2 separate regions of the Homo sapiens genome follow, and region 1 is linked to region 2. Evidence: chromatin contacts called from ENCODE Hi-C data. All regions are on one chromosome and are shown on one strand. Each heading gives the region's core, a stretch centred on a gene start or an enhancer-like site at or near the end of the contact. The rest is flanking DNA. Distances are from core to core; before and after follow the strand shown. Region 1 has its middle 17 kb from the start of ZCCHC2. Region 2 has its middle 59 kb from the start of RNF152.

Evidence for each region. A loop is a pair of places that touch in the nucleus more often than their neighbours do. Pooled maps may share reads with other maps.
Region 1: a loop to region 2 is called in a pooled map, with 13 times the contacts of the local background. The contact joins two enhancer-like sites. A Hi-C loop is called at or near these places in 2 of 37 single-sample maps with no recorded cell type and 7 of 50 pooled maps.

Annotation. Positions count from the first base shown.
Region 1 is chr18:62,504,683-62,507,382 of GRCh38, forward strand. No RefSeq gene overlaps it. Among named protein-coding and RNA genes, the nearest start is that of ZCCHC2, 17 kb to the right of the region's middle. RefSeq lists an enhancer at 1,626-1,875. Within about 2 kb of position 1,414, at least 10 of the 41 ENCODE cell types and tissues checked have a DNase peak (open chromatin) inside an H3K27ac peak, as active enhancers do.
Region 2 is chr18:61,951,124-61,953,823 of GRCh38, forward strand. No RefSeq gene overlaps it. Among named protein-coding and RNA genes, the nearest start is that of RNF152, 59 kb to the left of the region's middle. Within about 2 kb of position 1,273, at least 4 of the 41 ENCODE cell types and tissues checked have a DNase peak (open chromatin) inside an H3K27ac peak, as active enhancers do.

The sequences.
Region 1 (2,700 bases), core at 164-2,663, 550 kb after region 2:
GCATGAACGACTGTGCCTGGCCAATTTCAACATGAGGTTTGGAGAGGACAAATATCCAAACTACATCAACTGTGTTACAGAAGATTCTGCCCGTCTGTAGACTAATGTAAATGTTCTTAGCATGGTTTAAGGCAGGCTAGGCTAAGCTCTGATGCTTGGTAGGTTAGGTGTATTAAATGCATTTTCGACTCATCATCAAAATCTGAAACTTTTTGAATGCTGATATGATGCCACAAGTGGTAAATTCCACACAAAAATACTTATCACAAACTTTGTTTCGTGCACAAAACTATTTAAAATATTGTAAAAAGCTACCTTCAGGTTTTAGTTAATTTTATGTTGAGTGAACTTTACATCAATAAAATAGAATAAATTTTAAAATGACAACAACCACCAGACTCTTGACCCTCTCTCAGGTACCACACTTGAGCCCAGGACCTCTGTGGAGCTGCCTCCATGGGAATCAACCACAGTCCCCAAGAACATCCAGGTTAGTCCTTCATGGCTAAGCCAGTCCTGAGGGGCCAGGAAGCAGTCTATTCCCATTCTACCGTTTATTGAGGCTTGGGAAGTGTCACACATCCCAGAGCAGTTTCTGATCACCCTGTGTCACAACCCCTCCCCTCCAGCCCTCTGTTCAGCAGATCTTGGATGTTGTACCCTGCACTGGCTACATAATTTGCAGAGCCTGTATGAAATGAAATTGTGGGGATGTCTCTTAACAAAATTAAGAATTTCACCATGACGCCAGGACAGTGGCTCACATCTGTAATCCCAGCATACTGGGAGGCCAGGGTGGGAGGTTCGCTTGAGCTCAGGAGTTTGAGACCAGGCCGGGCAACACAGTGAGGCCCTATCTCTACAAAGAAGAGAAGAAACAACTTAGCCAAGCGTGGTGGGGCACGCCTGTGGTCCCAGCTACTAAAGAAGTTGAGGTGGGAGGACTACTGGAGGTTGAGGTGGCAGTGAGCTGTATTTGCACCATTGTACTCCAGCCTGGGCATCAGAGTGAAACCTTTTCTCAAAAAAAAAAAAAAGAAAAGAAAAAATATCAAGAAGGTGTTGGCAGAACATTTAGGGCCCTTCTGAGCTCAGGGTCCTGTCTGCATGGGTCCCCTGCCCTGGTGGTGTCCCGTCCCTGTCTCCTGTCCCCGCTCCATGGCTGCTTTATCACACTATGGAGTCCCACTCTGAGGATGACGATTGCTTGTACCCTGTCTGAGCCACCTTGGGCCACTCAGCTGTCCTCACAGAGCCTCCTTCTGAAGCCAGATTGGTTGAATATCCTCCTGTCTTCTCTCATGGCCTCTTGCACATGACCTGGGAGTCAGTTTGCCTGCACCCACAATGGGCTCTGCAGTATGTCTGGCTGCTGCGAGAGCTCACTTACACCAACAAGGTAAGCATGGTAGCCCCAAGGCCCTGGTCCAGTGGAGGAGCCAAGATCTGATGACCTCCAAGACCCCCTCAAGCCCTGAAGTTCTGTATTTAATTGAGGCTGGCATGTACTGTTACACCTATTTTCACAGATGAGTAAACTGAGACTCAGAGAACGTCAGTGGCTGCAGCAAGGTCATGCAGCTCACACTGCTGGTTAAGAGTTTCTTTCAAGTGTAACGTAGGAAAATGTACAACATTTATTGGTTTTACTTTTGATAATACTGGCTCATATATAGTTACCTGCTAGGTCTCTGTTAAGATCGAGACTTTTTTTTTTTTTAAATAGCTTTGCTGGCTAAGTTTCAGTTTCGTTTCATTTTCCTCCTATCACTTAAGTTTCAGTTCTGTTTCTCAGGATATTCTCTTTCCCTTTTTACTAGTATTATCTGATTCTGTTTGTTAGAATTGTTCCTTGGTGCCCTTTAACCTGATTAAAATGAACAGTTATTCTAAGGTAGATATTCCCAAGCAGGAATTTTAAACAGAGGTAAACCTTAGTACCTTGCCAATTTATTCCAGCATTGGCAAAATGTATCTGCTGTAGTAGAGCATAAATTTGTCCAATCGCTGCCTGAGTACCTATGTGTTCGTGGCTTGATTTACCTTATCTGTAATTCCTGGATGTTAAAAGGACACCAAAAATCTCTGACACCCTGATTAGCCTACCTTGAAGAACCCAAGCCCAGGATTTCTGCCTTTGCCTAGAAAAAGGACTGATTCAGAACTTCCTGAGCTACCTAGTATTCTGGCCATAAAGTGGAGGAAAGGAATCTATAATCCCATTTTCTTCTTTTCATTCATAGCTTATTCTCAGTTCTGCAAAAATCCAAACTGCCCCAGGGCTCATGGGACAACATAAACTAGAAAGTTTGTGGGAAAGATTTAAACTGGCCACCAAGTGGTTAGACACTCGCCAGACCTGACGGCACTTGGCGGGGTTGGGGGCAGGGGCGGGGGTGGGGAAGATCCAACAATTTGGACAATCACATACTTCAGACACGAAATCACTAAAATGTTTAAACTCTAAAAACTGTCTACTTGAAATTTAAATCCTTGATGCCTCCTCCATATTTGAAATTATATTCTTTTTTATTCAGAAATTATGCCCAATTTTGATGATTTGGAAAACAGAAAAAAAGTAGAAAGAAAAAGACAAAAATCTAAATGGCAATCCAGGCACTAAAACTCATCTTAGCATTTTGGTATATTCCCTCTCATTTCTTCTTTCTACTCATATTTTTGTGTATCATTTTGACTATG
Region 2 (2,700 bases), core at 23-2,522:
GACCACTGTCTTCCCATCAGCCACCCAAAACATTGTTGGGAATGTCCTTCACTGTGACTCCGTGGATGCCAAAGGAGCAGTGATCCTACAGAAAGTCCAGTGTTCCTTCATGTGGCCCTTGAGGTTCCTGGAGAGAAAACCCTGGAATGCTTCAGGGTTTCAACTGTTGGAAACTCTTCCTGCTTTTCATTCCTCTAATTGCTTACAGTCCCTAAAACCTCAAACGCTTATTTCTTTTTGTCCCCTAATGGTTCTCATAACAGCAGCAGTGGACCAGAGCTGTCTAGTTGTAAGAATAAAAATTTTCTGGATCCAGGGCTGGAATTGTTAGGGAGGACTGTGGTGACGCATTCTGCATTTCCTTTTTTGGAAACAGAGTCTAGCTCTGTCTCCCAGGCTAGAGTGCAGTGGCGCGATCTTGGCTTACTGAAGCCTCCACCTCCCGGGTTCAAGCGATTCTCCTGCCTCAGCCTCCAGAGTAGCTGGGATTACAGGAGCTCACCACCATGCCCAGCTAGTTGGTTCAGGGTTTTCCATGGTGATTGGCCCCATCTCCGGCACTACCCCAATGTAGTTACACTGCTGTCAGCAACACATTCAGTAGGTCAGAGTTTTAGGGCCTCCTTCAATGTCAAAAGCCAATTCTTTTTGCCACTTACCTATTACCCAGGAAAATGAAAGGATTCATGCTGCTTACTGTTTCTTCTGTATGGTTAAATGTAAGAGACATGGGGCATTTGCTTGGAGACACATGGACATTTATTTCAACTTCAGGATGTCGCTGAGTTCCACTGAAAACATTCTCTTGGGGTGAATTAAAAAAAAAAAAACCCTTCCAGGGTTGTTGATGCTAACATTACAATGGCCTTAAACATGCTACAGTTCCTGGACTAAGGAGGATCTTACCAATGCTACTCAGGCATGACATTGCCTTAGACAGCCAATCACCTTGTTTCCTAATTAGATAAGGGCCTACACATTATTTTGTGAGAGAGAGACCAAAATTCTATCAGCCATAAAGTAGGCTGGAGAAATCCCAAATCCTTTTTCTACCTTGTCACTTCGTTGCAAGACATTACCTACCGCTATTCCAATCACTAATTGGTGCTTTCTGCTATACAACAAATGAGCTAAAACTTCTGAGTTGGTTTCATTTCCTTTAAATTCTGCTCATTACTAAGAAGTACCAAACCTCAAGCTTATTAAAACCAGAGTGTGGGCTGCTTATCACCAGGGGCTATGTCCTTTCACTGTAAGAGAACTCAATTTGCATCTTCTGGGATTTTCCCTCACCTCCTCCGGGGAGCTTAAGCGAGTCTCCGCAAGCCTCACTGGAGGCCTTGTTACAGTCAGCTCACCAGAGACAGGGAGCAGACAGCATTTTTACCCACGGATCCATGAATCATCACCACCACACATTCTCAGCAGCAAAACTGGGCTTTCCACTACCTGAGGCTGTCTCTTAAATACAAACAATTCTCCACTCATAAACAGTGCCTTTTCAAGCAATTGTTAGAAATGCGGAATGTGGCTGAGCTAGGTGGCTCATGCCTGTAATCCCAGCACTTTGGGAGGCTGAGGCGGGTGGATCACCCGAGGTCAGGCATTCGAGATCAGCCTGGCCAACATAACAAAACCCCATCTCTACTAAAAATACAAAAATTAACCGGGCGTGGTAGCAGATGCCTGTAATCCCAGCTACTCGGGAGGCTGAGGCAGAAGAATTGCTTGAACCTGGGAGGCGGAGCTTGCAGTGAGCCAAGATCGTGCCACTGCACTCCAGCCTGGGAGACAGAGTGAGACTCCACCTCAAAAAAAGAAAAGAAAGGAAGGAAGGAAGGAAGGAAGGAAGGAAGGAAGGAAGGAAGGAAGGAAGGAAGGAAGAGGGAAGGAAGGAAGGAAGGAAAGAGAGAGAGAGAAAGAAAGAAAGAAAGAAAGAAAGAAAGAAAGAAAGAAAGAAAGAAAGAAAGAAAGAAAGAAAGAAAGAGAAAGAAATGCAGAATGCATCACCACAGTCCTCCCTAACAATTCTGGCTCTGGATCCAGAAAATTCTTATTCTTACAACTAGACAGCTCTGGTCCACTGCTGCTGTTGTGAGAACCATTAGGGGACAAAAACATAAATAAGCATTTGAGGTTTTGGAGACTGTAAGCAATTAGAGGAATGAAAAGCAGGAAGAGTTTCCGGCAGTTGAAACCAGGAGAGAAGCAGCAGTGAGAAATATTCTGCCTGCACACTGAATGACTGGATGGGCCAACATGATCCTCTCTCACTCTGCCTAGAAATATTCACGCTCTGTTGTTAACCTGTTGTAAAGAAGCTGCTCCCCCTCGCACCTGGGACACCCTGCACATGTCCACATAAGTCCTGCAGGCAGAGGAGACTTGAGTCGCAGCTCCTCTGAGCCTGCAGAGCTACTTACGGCCCTCCCTGGAAGGCCCTCTCCCCTTCCCTGCCTGTCTCTTCTGGGAGGCTGTTAGAAGGTTAATTCCCATCATATCCCAGGTTGTGAAGAAGAATGAGGTTTCCTTCCTTGCCCTCTTGAGAAAAAAAAACTGCAGATGATGAACCTGCTTAGCTGCCGTCTAAGACTGGGCTCTTGGCAACAGGGTTCCTCCCAACTCAAGCTGCTGTCATGGTTCCTCCTGCCTTGGTGTCCTGCTCTGTCACATGTGGGAAAAGGACCGTGGGGAACTGGC